Regions from separate parts of the Mus musculus genome. Here all the other regions are linked to region 2. The links are chromatin contacts, found by Hi-C or POLR2A ChIA-PET in ENCODE. All regions are on one chromosome and are shown on one strand. Each heading gives the region's core, a stretch centred on a gene start or an enhancer-like site at or near the end of the contact. The rest is flanking DNA. Distances are from core to core; before and after follow the strand shown.

The links. Hi-C counts contacts between places; a loop is a spot of excess contacts on that map. ChIA-PET counts read pairs that join two places held with the same protein, here RNA polymerase II (POLR2A).
Region 1: a loop to region 2 is called in a map of heart, with 2.1 times the contacts of the local background. The contact joins the enhancer-like site here to the promoter of 9530034E10Rik in region 2. A Hi-C loop is called at or near these places in 3 of 37 maps with a recorded cell type or tissue (heart and left cerebral cortex). POLR2A ChIA-PET finds 5 or more read pairs at or near these places in 4 of 5 experiments (all embryonic stem cell).
Region 3: a map of gastrocnemius shows a loop between it and region 2 (2.0-fold over the local background). The contact joins the promoter of Artn here to the promoter of 9530034E10Rik in region 2. A Hi-C loop is called at or near these places in 3 of 37 maps with a recorded cell type or tissue (gastrocnemius and left cerebral cortex). POLR2A ChIA-PET finds 5 or more read pairs at or near these places in 1 of 5 experiments (embryonic stem cell).

What each region holds. Positions count from the first base shown.
Region 1 is chr4:118,013,736-118,018,224 of GRCm38, reverse strand. St3gal3 (ST3 beta-galactoside alpha-2,3-sialyltransferase 3) reads left to right here. Exons shown (of 12, transcript NM_009176.5): 5 at 3,428-3,520. Among named protein-coding and RNA genes, the nearest start is that of 9530034E10Rik, 41 kb to the right of the region's middle. Within about 2 kb of position 2,589, at least 1 of the 3 ENCODE cell types and tissues checked has a DNase peak (open chromatin) inside an H3K27ac peak, as active enhancers do; it is heart, where a contact is called at or near this core.
Region 2 is chr4:117,972,053-117,976,363 of GRCm38, reverse strand. It overlaps 9530034E10Rik (RIKEN cDNA 9530034E10 gene), which reads right to left and starts at 1,330. Exons shown (of 3, transcript NR_166452.1): 1 at 1,297-1,330. The region is part of intron 5 of St3gal3 (ST3 beta-galactoside alpha-2,3-sialyltransferase 3); the gene reads left to right.
Region 3 is chr4:117,927,006-117,931,836 of GRCm38, reverse strand. It overlaps Artn (artemin), which reads left to right and starts at 2,074. Exons shown (of 5, transcript NM_009711.4): 1 at 2,074-2,451; 2 at 2,585-2,818; 3 at 3,695-4,213; 4 at 4,538-4,676; 5 at 4,769-4,831. The coding sequence starts at 4,154.

The DNA.
Region 1 (4,489 bases), core at 1,340-3,839, 41 kb before region 2:
AATTTTATTTCATTATTTTAGCCCCTACTCACCTCTACTGTCCGCATTCCCACGACCTTACCCCCACCACACTCCCACTCCTCTCCACACACACACCCTCACAGCCACCACACACCCACATTGCCCCCCCATATTCTCACCCACACCCACTAGTGAAGCCATTCCAGCCATACCTCAGTAGTAGCCTGCTTACGGCCTGGTTCAGTTCTCCAACCCAGGTGTCACCTGGTCAGCTCCCTCTGTGTTTGACACCGCTGGCCCCTATGGGGTATAATACTCTCTCTCCTTCATGTTTTTGATTTGTTGTTATTTTTTTGAGACAGGGCCTCACTCTGTTACTCAAGTGCCCAGCCTGCCTCTGCCCCCTTCTTTTCCATCCCGCGCTTGTCTGTTGCTTGAGAAGACGTCACATGTTGGCTTTTGCAATGCGCACCTCAGTCCGCACAGCAACCCATGGGATTGAATCCAGACATGGCCAGGTGCTCAGCCTGCCTCTGCCCCCTTCTTCTCCTTACAGCACTTGTACATTGCTTGAGAAGATGGTCAGCCCTCCGCCCCGCATGTGTCTCACCCCATCCTCACCAGATCCCAGGGATCTGAGTTCCCCCGAACAGGAGGCTAAGGCTAAGTGGGCTAAGGGATTCTCCGTTTCTTCTCCCTTGTCAGTGTTCTCAGGAAGCCTGAGTCCAGATGTGGCCCTCGTTCCATTCACTAGCAGGACTTGGCCTGCTTCCCTAAACTCTGCCCTTCCGAACAGAGTGGGGGAATGGGAGTTGGGTTTTCTTTTGGGTTCCAGTCTGGTCATCTGGGCTTCCTCTGAAGAGTGTGTGGTTTATACTCTTCACCCCAGGGGCTTCTTAGTCACGTTCACCGCACAATGGGTGCTCTTAGTGGATGCGGCACTCCATCTTCCACAGTGAAAGGCCAGCTGCAGAGTACGGGGAGAACAAGGGCGGAATGATTTGATCAGACATCTGGGGGCCTCCTGGCATTTGGAGTGAGTGCCTAGAGAAACTAACTATTCTGGCCTGAGGGAGCTGGCAACCATTAATCTTAGTGGGTTTGACCGCTGTCTGCCCCAGAGGTCCCAGCATTCTGTATGACTCAGAATCCTCAACACTCCCCCTATTCTTCTCTCACTGGGACTTTCGGGAGGCCATTTCTAAGGCATTTTAATTTGGTGATGATTGGCATGCGTTACTATACCCAGGCTTGCTTTTCTAAATGAATTGGTTAGCATTCATCATTCCTGACTGGTCACCTTGCACACCTAGGAGGAACAGACTTCTGCCTGCTCTGCCGTCTCCCACTTTTCTGCACCCCATCTGGCATGCTGGCCCTCCTCTCCAGCATGGATCACCCCAGCCCAGGAGCCTTGGGCTGTCCAATAGCCATTCTTCAGGTGCCTTCCAAGAGCTGAGATCATGCAGCAGGAGAGGAAAGATATGGTCAGAGGTTTGTCTCTTGAGCATTGCATTCTTCAATGCCCCGTGTTGTGGATGGCAGCTGCCATCTGTCTTCCAGCTTCTTTGTAAACTTTCTGGAATTCAGAAAGACCACAGACACTCGGTACGAGTTGGACAGCCCTGAGGGTGAGGGTTCTGGAGACATGGCACAAAGGCACTCAAAATACCACAGCGCTGTGTACATGCTTTGAAAGAGTGGGGCGAGGCCTTCTTAACCCTCATTTCTACCCATATCCGGCCATGTCAACTGCTCCCACTGGCGCTGGGCTCCAGGCCAGCCTCTGTGATCGTGTCACTGGTGGTGTCACGACAGCATCCCCACCGAGAGCAGAGGCAGCTGCATGCTCTTGGGTCTGGCTCTTCATCTTTCTAAGCCTCAAGCATCTATCTGTGATGCAGGGCACCCACTCCCAGGGCTATTGAGAGGAAAGGCTGTTAGTCACCGTCCTTCATCCAGGAGCTTCCAGTAAGCTCCAGAATTGCAGTGACATCCATATTTCATTTCCAAAATAGAGTTGTTTACAGCTTTCTTTCTCCCGTTAGAACCTTTAACTTTGTTTTGTTTATCAAATAAAGTTGCAGGCCCTCTTCACATTTGCATCTCATTTGCATCTCATTGGTAGGGAAGGCTTGAAAATGTAGATTTCTAAAATTCTGTGTATACTTAATGAGCAATCCCTTGCATAAAGCCCTGGACAACACCTCAGGGGTGAATTGAACTTGACAGCCCGGCTGATGACATATGGTCATTCCTGGCTGTCCAGCAGACACACTCCCACACTGCAGGGGTCATGCTGAAGGCCAGCTTGCTATTGAGCCACACCCATCAAGGCAGCCTGGCCCTGGTGTGGATTGAGCAAGGGGCGGGGGTGGGGTAAGGGAGCAGCTCAGAGGCTGGGAATCTAAGTGAGCAGGTGACACCACCGGCAAGGCCTTCAGTCCTGGTGTTCACAGGGTCATTTACTAAAGATGTCCTGATGTTTCCCAGACGGCACAGGGCAGAGCTGTGGTGGAGGGTGGTGACTCCAGAACCACACTGAACACGTCAGGGTTTGGAAACCTGATGCCTAGAGATGATCCAGTTATAGTCAGTCACTCTGCCAAGACAAGGCCAGGACACGGCCCTCAGATAGCGCTCGCTCGCAGTCTCCACCCTGAAGCTTCCCGGGGTTTCTTCAGGGGTTTCAGGGGTTTCTTCAGATCACAGGGAGGCTGCCAGTATTGGTTTGGTTTAAAATATGTATAGGGGGGGGGCTTCATGTACCCATCTCTGTGCGAAGTGCAGGCAGAGGTCTGATCCCAAGAATTTATGCTGGAGTGAGAGACAGTTCTGTGGAGGAGCAGCGCAGCCGGGGGTGGGCATAGGATAAGGATGCCGGGTCAGGAGACTGCCAGGGCAGAGAGGCAGACAGCCCAGTCAGTGGGTCAGGGGATCGCTCCTGTGAAGCCCATCTCCGAATTGAGTTTTGAAGGTGTGGCATTCTCCAGGGGGAGGGCCCCCGGGTAGAGCACGCTCAACTGAAGGTCAAACTGATCCATCAGTAGCTCCATAACGCATATGCGTTCGCCATGCATGTTCCCACTGGGTGGATCATAGAGGGAGTGGAGGGGATAAAAGCAGGAGACTGGGCAGGTAGGGTCGTGCCTGGGAACTACAAAAGCCTGTGCCTTTGCATGTGTCAAGGCCTTACAAGCTATGTCCAGCAGTGCTCCCCGGGGAGCACTGCCTGCCCAGCCGTAGAGCCTTTGTGGTGATCAGTCTTACTACAAAAAAATCTGTAAAAGGAAATGAAGGGTGCCCCTTTTGTGGAGGCCACCGAGGAACCATTTTTATAGGGCTAATTCTCTTAGGAACTTGATGTAGAAAGGCTCTATTCCATTTCAGTCTCCGCAGCTCCTGGTGGACTGATGATCTTCCCGCTGTTCTTGTGCCCAGCTCTGACCTTCTCTCTCTCCCGCAGGCCTGCCGAGCTAGCCACCAAGTACGCAAACTTTTCCGAGGGAGCTTGCAAACCCGGCTACGCTTCAGCCATGATGACTGCCATCTTCCCCAGGTATGTGGTCCTTGCTCTCGATGCTGGGATAGTGTGGGCTGTGACTCAATCATGTGGAATGCCGGCGAGAACATGACCTTCTCATGAGCCGGTCACCTAGGTCCCCTCCTCTGTCTAGTTCACTGGTGCCCAGGGAAGGACTTTGATTTTGTGGGGTCCACACCGCCCACACTGCTCTTGTCATACTCTGTGTTGCATCCAGCCTCTAAGCGCTGGGTCTGGCCTTGCAGTGTATTTAGAGGGGGCAGGGGGTAGAATGTGCTTGACTGGCCCCTGGAAGTCAGGTGTCCAGAGCCACCAGGCGAAGCATTGACACTTCTGGTCCTGGAATCATTGGTTAATCCAAGCTCGGTCCCCTTGGCTGGCCTCAGAGAGACAGCCAAATAAAGCAAGAATGAAGAATGCTTCCTGAGTTGTCTGTATTTTAGTACCTTCCCTGGCTGTCCGTTTTGCATTCTGGGGTGCCTGATCTCCCTTATTTCAGGCTTGCCAAGAAAGTCTGTGTCTGGTGTGGGAAATTCTGTTTATCAAATGTTTCTATCAAGTGTAAATGTCACCTTTACTACAAATGTATTTAGTAAATTAATATGATTGACTACATTTCTTTATCCTAGCTAGTTCCCAATAGTGACACAGAGAGGCTCAGATTTATTTCCAAACTTCACCTCAGTATCTAGGCAGTCAGATAATCTATCTTAGCCCCTAAGATAATCTGGCTATCTCCCAGCTAGTATCCCAGTGATAACTTGCAATTAAGTCTTCCATGTTTTGGCTGAACTCTCAAGAATTCTTTCCTCCTTCCTCCTCATGATAGGTCTGCCTCTCCCTTCCTCTCTCTCTTCTTCCACTAGCTGATGGAACTAGTCTCTCTTCTGCTCAGCCATTGAGTTATCAGCTTTTATTGACAAGGCAGAGAATAAATAAATGGTACGAGTTGTTTATACAAACTTGAGACAGGAGATTCTTGAC
Region 2 (4,311 bases), core at 81-2,580:
GACACGAGCAGGCATGAGGTGTTTAGAGTGCAGTGAGTGGATCCTAGAAAGTATAATTGCATAGTTATAGAATAGGTCAGAGCCAGGGAGAAGGAAGGGAAGGAAGACAGGGTTTGTGGGGACTAGAGAGGTCAAAAGGAGATAGATTGTGAACATGCATACCAGACTCATCCAAGCAAAAAGGAAATGTGACTGAGCCCAGTTCTGGACCCACCCAAACCTGCAGCTTGTTTCTGCTTTCTTCTGAGCATCCTCAGATGCCAGTTTTGTCCATGTAGCTGCAAGATGGCTGTAGCCCTTCTAAGCCTGGATTGGCCAGCTTTATTTCCAAAAGGGTCACATGGCAGCTCTGTTTGGCTGTGGCCCAGGCTGTACTGGGGTTAGATAGTCTCTGCCACAACTGTTTAGCTCCACTGTTGAAGCATGAAAGTAGCCACAGCATATTATAGAAACAAATGGGTGTGTCCGTGTTCCAGTAAAACTTTATTTATGGGAAGAGACAGCTAGCTTAGAGGCTGCAGTTTGTCTAACCCCTCTTCTAGGCTTGGTGATCTTCATAGTGTAAAAGAAACCCCCTGCCTACCCCAGTGTCCAAATGCCTATAATCTTTTTTATAATTTCTTAGCTAATTTTATCTTATGTGGATGAGTGCTTTGACTTCATGTGCATTATGTGCCTAGTGTGTGTGCCTGTGCTTAGTGCCCTGAGAGCTCCAAAGAGGCATCCGATCCCTTGGAACTGGAGCTGTAGGTGTTTGTAAGTTGTTGTGTGGGTACTGAGAACCAAACCAAAGTCCTCTGCAAGGACAACAAGAGCTCCTAACTGCTGAGCCAGCTCCAGTCTTCCATTCTTTTAGTGTGTGTGTGTGTGTGTGTGTGGTGTGTGTGTGTGTGTGTGTGTGTGTGTGTGTGTGTGTGTTTTGTGTGTGTAGACGCACTCACGTGCATGTGTGCATATGTGCATGCATGTGTGTGTCCTCATCTAGGGCCCTCTGGAATGAAAAGCAGAATGTCATTACAACAAAGGGGGCTGAAGTGCAAGCACCCCCTGCAGAGCATGAGTAAGAGAGAACTTGAACTGGGCACCTGGAGTTTCCAGTCACTATGCAGCTTGAAACATACTGACATAGGCTCGGGGATCAGGCCAGCCCTGCAGTGCTGACCAGCGCCCTGCCTGGCCTTTCCCTGTGTGCAGTTTTTGCCCTTCCACAGCTTCACTATGCCCAGTCAGAAAACACTTTCTCCTCCCTCCTTCCCTCCCTTCCTTCCTTCTTTCCTTTTGCACGACTTTACTTACCTGGGTAGGACCAAAGGGCAGAGTCCCTGAGAACAGGGCTCAGGCTAAACCTTCTCCTTATGTAGACACTGCCTCATTCTGTCCAGCCTCACCTTGAAGGAAGGAATGCTTGCTATGGTTTCCATCCCCCGCCCCCAGGGAGTTTTCTATAGTACCCTGCTGTTCAGATGCCCTCCCCCAGCAGTTCTCTGCCAGGTCCATGAGTGCTTGTTACTCAGAGCCCAGCCCGGTTTAGTCATCATCTCCTTTCAAGAATCTTTCCTCTGTGCCCGATTCCATCTATCACCTTTGTGTCCAAAATACGGGCTCTGGAGATTTCTTCCCCATGATTGGTTCCTTGTCTCTACCATTAGCTTCTGAAAGAAAGACCAGGACTAGTTTACTTTATACTCTCAGCTAGGTCTAGGTCCACAACCTAGGATCAGGGGGCAGAGATGCATTCTGCCGTTTCAGCTAGTCCTGAGTAAGCTGGGAGAAAGGAGCTCGGTGTGGAACCACACTTGGGGGTCCGTCTGTCCATCCATCAGTCCGTCTGTCCATCCATCTCTTTACCTCTGAGCTTTCTCAGGGTACATGCCCACCTAGCCAGAAGATTTGGCATCCGTTTTCCTTAGACTCTTGCTTTCCCATGGGGGAGGGCAGTGAGGCGGAAGGCCAACCAGGCATCTAGGAAGCATTTATCATCCTTGCTTAGACATATCCCAGGATCTTACTGTGCAGGGTCCTTTATGGTGAGGTTACAGCAATTCTGTACTAAGCAAGACCAGGTAAGTCTTAGAAAACGTGTGTCCCTCTGTTTTGTGTGCCCATTCTTCTCCCTGTAGGTTCTGGAAAGGTGGTTCCGTGAGTCTGGCTTTCCCCCTCCGAGATGAGTCTCATTATCAGGCTAGGGTTGGGGCGAAGCCTACAGCTGAGTCTAATAGACAAATGTGCTATGATCTGCCGTCTGAGCCCTCACTGCAAGGCTCTGCCTTCTTGTGCTTTCTATGCTTTACAGCATGGTTATAGAAGTGGCTAAGAGGCGGGGCATCCAACGGGCACACTCACAGAGCTGAAGTTGATCCGTGTTCTAATCTAACTAACAAGCTCATATTACAAAGGTGCTTCTCTGTGCAGATAGAAGGGGCTGGGAGTGGCAGGAAGACCGACAGTGCCCACACATAACCCATCACTCATGATAATATGGCTCAGTCGACTCTCCTGTTGGCCTCTAAGCATGGGCTTGATGTTCTGAGCCTTAGATAGTATTTCAGATTGGGCTGGTGAGATGGCTCAGCAGGTAAAGGTGCTTGCCACCAATCCAGACTCCCTGGGTTCTAACCCGAGAAAGTATTATAGTGGAAGGAAGTTATCTGACTCTTCTAAGTTGTTCTCTGCTCTCCAGGAATGGGCTGTGATATAGTTATGTGTATACACACACACACACACACACACACACACACACACACACACATACACACACGCACGTGCACACGCACACACACACACATAATAAACATATCTTTATTGAGGTGGTTTAGGCAGATGCCAGGTCTGGGATGTTTACTCTCCTCACTGTACCACACACACTCTGCTGACCTGGAGGATCCCTTAAGAAGATCCCGTGATATCATTCCTGACTGTCAGGCTGACTTTTATAACTCACCGTGGTCCTAGCCCAGTGTGTAAGCCTGACAGCAGGGCATCCTCCTGGCTCCCGCCTTGCTATCAGAGGCATTCAGATCAGGTTTACCTTCCCTTAGTGCCCTTCTAGACTCTTGGATCTAAGGGAAATGAACAGGCAGGTCACTGCACAACTTCCGCCTCCTCCTTCTCTTGATCCTTCTCACGCACTCACACGCCCTGCTGGAACCCGATCCGATCCGAGGCAGCCCCAAGTGCTGGGGCTCTGGAAGGGCTGGCAGGCTGGGGCCTGTCGATTGGAGCTTGCCCCACTCTGCCCTGCCCCCCAACTAGGCCCGGGGCAAACAGGTCAGGCACCCTACTGTCCTGATACTCTGACCAGCTACACCTCAGTCATCCCTCACCCGAAAGGCTCCCTACTGGCTCCCTCCTGGCACAGGGAGAAGCTCCCAGGTGCGGTTCTGGATGTTGTATGAGAGTCTACCACAGCCCACCTCCAGAGTTGACAGCACACATACACACCACCATCATCATCACCCGCCCCCACACTTCCTGTTGTTTATGTCCCCTGGCTCGGTTTCCAAGGCCTCTTGGGCTCTGAGCCATCTCACAGGTACCCAGTAAGGTACCAGGGAGAAGGGGACAAGTCTACCCAGGGGAGCCCAGGGAAGGTTTTCTATAGAAAATGCTGTTTAAGTTTAAAAAGAACAGAAACATATTTTCCAAATAGATAGAGAGAGGCAAGGTTTGGGGACTCGAGGAGGGCCATGTGTTGAAAGCAGAGAAATGGCACAGGCAAACTTTACACATGAGGAGCAGTGTGTTCAGGAAGCCTCGGATGGAGGGTGACCAGGAGAGCAGCAGTCTAAGAGGGCTCAAGGACAGACGGCTAAGGTTGAGAAATGAATGGGGGCAGAGTTTTCTCTGCTCTTTCTAAAAGTTCTAGGGGTAAGATATCTGTAGCTAAGGAAGTAACATGGTCAGAAAAGTCTGCTAAGGGGCCTTGGAGACGGCACAATGGGTGACAGTGGTTGCCATCAAGCCCAGTGACCTGAGTTCAACCTCCAGAACCCACGTGGTAGGAGAAAACTGACTCCCACAAGTTGTTCCCTGATGGACATACATGCACCTGTGTGCACACAATATATATATATATGTATGTATATATATATATATATATATATATATATATATAGAGAGAGAGAGAGAGAGAGAGAGAAAGTATAGTTTAAAAATAGTTTTAAGTGTATGGATTTTGTTGGCATGTGTATCTGTGCACCCCTTGCCTGTCTGGTGTCCACTGAGGCCGGAGGAGGGTGCGGGATCCCCTTCGACTGCAGTTGCAGATGGTTGTGAGCTGCCATGTGGGTACTGGGAACCAAACCTAGGTCC
Region 3 (4,831 bases), core at 825-3,324, 45 kb after region 2:
AAGGCCAGCAAAAGAGGCCCACACAACACAGAGAAACTCACAGACCTCCATTCTTGCCATCCATGGCTCCCCTTAGAAATGAATGTGGCCCACTCCTTATTTGCACTTCAACAGAAAACAGGAAAGCCCCCAACCCAGCCCTAGACACCCCTGGTAACTTTAGAAAGGACATCCCTGCCCCAGTTCACCTCCTTAGGCTCTAGAATCTGAGCCCTCTTAACCCCAGGTAGATCTGAGAATCAGAGACATGTAATGATGGAGGTAGCTTCCTGTCAGACACTGGCCACTACGACAGTAAATGGGACACATAGCTTCAGCTATATGCCTGTCAGTGGTAGCCCTAGCTGCAACGGCCACCTCAATTCAGCAGCCAGTTTTATGGGAAAAGAAAAATGTATGTATGTGCTGTGTGTCCATCCGTGTTGTCCTATGTGCCTCACCCCATGCAGCCTTGTGGAGTCTGAGGATAACCCTCACAGACTTCAGCCTCAAGCACTGCACAAAACTGCTCTCTCAAAATCAGTGGTTAGGGGCCGGATGTGGTGGCGCACAACTTTAATCCAGCAGAGGCAGGTGGATTTCTGAGTTCGAGGCCAGCCTGGTCTACAAAGTGAGTTCCAGGACAGGCAGGACTATACAGAGAAACCCCTGTCTCAAAAAAAAAAAAAACAAAACAAAACAAACAAACAAAAAAATCAGTGGTTAGGAACCCTGGCTATGTGCCAAAATCACAGGTGAAAACCTGGAACTATGTACCTGCCCACCCCAAGTGTCTGATTCAGATTGGGATGTGGCCCAGATGTGGGTAGATGTGGGTAGTTCTTTTCTTCCTTTCTTCCATTCTTTCTCCTCCTCCTCCTCCTCCTTCTCCTCCTCCCCCTCCCCCTCCCCCTCCTCCTCCTTCTCCTTTTAAGATTTATTATATATATATATGAGTACACCATTGCTCTCTTCAGATACACCAGAAGAGGGCATCAGATCCCATTACAGATGGTTGTGAGCCACCATGTGGTTGCTGGGAATTGAACTAAGGACCTTGGGGAGAGCAGTTCAGTGCTCTTACCCACTGAGCTGTCTCTCCAGCCCCATGGGTAGTTCTTCAAGGTCCACAGAGGTGCTGGTACATGATCAGGGCACATCGGGTCCATGCACTGGGTACCCTTCCCCACTCTCAGCATCTGTTTTTGCACGTATTGGTTGGCAAATACCAAGTTGTCATCATTAGCCCAACTGCCTTCACTTTACTCCCGGCTACAAATTTAGCTGCTTCTGGGGCATTTCTAGCAGGAGAGTCCACAGACCCTTCTAATTCAGCATGTCCAACACTGGTTTCACATGTCCCCCTCCCCCAACCGCCAACCCCACATCTGACCCTCTCCTAGGGAAAGCCAGTTCCTAGAATTTTACCACCTCACTTTGTCCAATCAGGCAAAAAGGAATGTAGGGGATTGGGTCCTGGAACCCCCAACTCCCCACAACCCTGCTCAGGGTTTATCTTATTGTCCCCAGCAGCCTGCATCCCTCTTCTGTCTTGCTTGTCTCAAAACCACACTCTCTCCAGTGCAGGCATTCAACGAAAATGACCACACTCAGACTAGGTCAGTAGTTTCCAGCATCTTCGTGATGAACTCCAGACTAGTTGGTAGAACAATTCTGATCATGGCCATCAACCAACCTCCAGACACCTGCCAAATTGCCTCATCGCATCTCAGACTCCAGTTCAATACTCTGAGGTCCTCTGATTCTTCATCCCTGGTCGCACCCACCCCCCACCCCCAACACACACACAATCATTCACTGCCTTCACTGGATGTGCGCGAGTCCCTCTGAGGCCCCGACCCTAAAACTGAGCAAACAGGGTATCCTTGGACCGTGGGAGCCCAACGCAGAGCCCTGTCGCTCCGAGGCAGCTGAACCTTCTGAGGGTCCCGGAGTCACCACTTGAGGATACAGAGTAGCTAGCCAGAACCCCCATGTCTGCGCAGCCCAAGTTGGAACTCTCCTTCAGGCTGCCCCTCCTTCGCCGCCCTCCCTCGCGCTCTCCCGCCCTCGGCCAGGCCTCCCAGTTCCCTACTTTGCTTGACTACCAACTTCGAATTCCCAGTTTCAGCGTCTCGCTGCAGCCCGCGATCTCTACTCTGCCTCCTGGGGTCTTCTCCAAATGTCTAGCCCCCACCTAGAGGGACCTAGCCTAGCCAGCGGGGACCGGATCCGGAGGGTGGAGCGGCCAGGTGAGCCCTGAAAGGTGGGGCGGGGCGGGGGCGCTCTGGGCCCCACCCCGGGATCTGGTGACGCCGGGGCTGGAATTTGACACCGGACGGCGGCGGGCAGGAGGCTGCTGAGGGATGGAGTTGGGCTCGGCCCCCAGATGCGGCCCGCGGGCTCTGCCAGCAACAAGTCCCTCGGGCCCCAGCCCTCGCTGCGACTGGGGCTTGGAGCCCTGCACCCAAGGTAAGCCAGCCTTCTTGCCCATCCCCTTGATGGACGCTCAAAGGGCAGGAGAAAGGGCAGAAAGGTCTTCCTCCCCACTTTTCTCTCAGCCTCTCTCTTCTGGGCCCTCAGCGCAGCTCTTTGCCCCTCCCAGCCCCTCCAGTTCTTGTCGCTAGCTTCTTGGACTGTGTTAACCCTCCTGGCTGGCTGTAATGTGAGGCTCCCGCTGCCGCCACAGGGCACAGACCGGCTGCCAAGGCCCCACTTTTAACTAAAAGAGGCGCTGCCAGGTGCACAACTCTGGGCATGATCCACTTGAGCTTCGGGGGAAAGCCCAGCACTGGTCCCAGGAGAGGCGCCTAGAAGGACACGGACCAGGACCCCTTTGGTGAGTATAGGGCTGGTGGATAGGGGTGGCAAGGGCTGGAGGACCAAATATCCCAAATGGTAAGAAAGGAGAAATTGGTCAGAGCTGTCCTCGAGGGACTTGCTCCTAGGCTCCCCCTAGCGCAGATATCCCAGGGCTGCCTTGTCTGACTTTCCCTCCATCTGAGAGAATAGTAGCCAGTCTGGTCTCTAGGGATTTTAATCTAGTTAGCCAACGGGCACACGCCTAGCTCTGGAGGAACTAGATAAAGGCCTGGGAGGTGTGTGTCTTATCCTGGAGTCATCATATGTCGCTCCCCCTCTCCATGTATTCTGTGTGCCAGCAAAAGGATGGAGGGTTACATCTGGGACCCAAGAAGAGACTAACTAATGAGAATTCTTAAAAGTTCTAGGGGTCCAAGAGCAGTGGTTCACAAAGACTGGAGGTGCGGGCTGGGGTCAGGAAGGATGGTTTATGGGGGAAACTCCTAGGAGCAAGGCTAGGGGGCCAGATCCACAGGAGGCAGATGGTCCAGGCTTGGGCCGGATCTCGGAGTGGTTCAGCCCTCTGAGACCAGGTTGGTGTGAAGGACTAGCTGGTCCTTCTGGCAATGGCTCAGACCTAAATGTGCAGAGCGTGTGCAAAAGCCCCCTCCCCTTAAATCCGCAGGCTTGACAAGCTCTGCCCCCTGGTGGCCACAGGAAGCCATGGTCCAGGCCCTGTGTTTTCAGAAGGACCATCGCTTCCCCAGATAATAGGCAAGCTCTTGGGAGACATCTGTGGGCATAAGAGAGAATTCAGGTGACACTGGGTCCAGAAAGAAGATTGCAAGTCATCAGATAATCCAAGTGACCAACTGACACTCAAATTCTTCAGGGCTCTGCTTCCTCCCCCAAGGTATGGAGTGAACGCTGAGCATGGAGTGGAAGGAACTCAAGTTACTACTTTCTCCAACCACCCTGGTACCTTCAGCCCTGAAGTACAGAGCAGAAGGGTCTTAGAAGACAGGACCACAGCTGTGTGAGTCTCCCCCCTGAGGCCTTAGACGATCTCTGAGCTCAGCTGAGCTTTGTTTGCCCATCTGGAGAAGTGAGCCATTGATTGACCTTGTGGCATCGCGAAGGAACAGGTCCTGCCAAGCACCTAACACAGAGAGCAAGGTTCTCCATCGCAGCTACCGCTGCTGAGTTGACTCTAGCTACTCCAACCTCCTGGGTCGCTTCGAGAGACTGGAGTGGAAGGAGGAATACCCCAAAGGATAACTAACTCATCTTTCAGTTTGCAAGCTGCCGCAGGAAGAGGGTGGGGAAACGGGTCCACGAAGGCTTCTGATGGGAGCTTCTGGAGCCGAAAGCTATGGAACTGGGACTTGCAGAGCCTACTGCATTGTCCCACTGCCTCCGGCCTAGGTGGCAGGTGAGTCGCTGGCTTTCCTTGGAAAAAAAGAGAGTAGGACATAGCTTAGGGCCGCAGGGATCAGATATGAAAGGGGAAATGCCAAGAGGGAGGGGCCGTAATTGGAGGAAAGGAACGGGATTTCTCCTGATGGTCCGTGCCCTCAGGTAATTCCTCCCCTGGGCTCCTGGGAGCAGCAAATGCCTATTAAATCTAAGCCCTTCCTTACACTCTGCCACCCAGCTAGGAGCCCGACTAGACTGGTCTCTGATCTGGGCAAGACAAGACCCCCTCCCGACCCCCAAAGTGTCCTGTTCCTCCCTAAGTCTCCTTTTCTCTGTGCAGTCAGCCTGGTGGCCAACCCTAGCTGTTCTAGCCCTGCTGAGCTGCGTCACAGAAGCTTCCCTGGACCCAATGTCCCGCAGCCCCGCCGCTCGCGACGGTCCCTCACCGGTCTTGGCGCCCCCCACGGACCACCTGCCTGGTAGGTGAGAGCGCGACAGGGCGGGGCAAGGGCGAGGCTAGCTCTAGACACCCCCCACCCACACCTCCGAAAGTGACTAAGCCTCATTCCAGGGGGACACACTGCGCATTTGTGCAGCGAAAGAACCCTGCGACCCCCGCCTCAGTCTCCTCAGC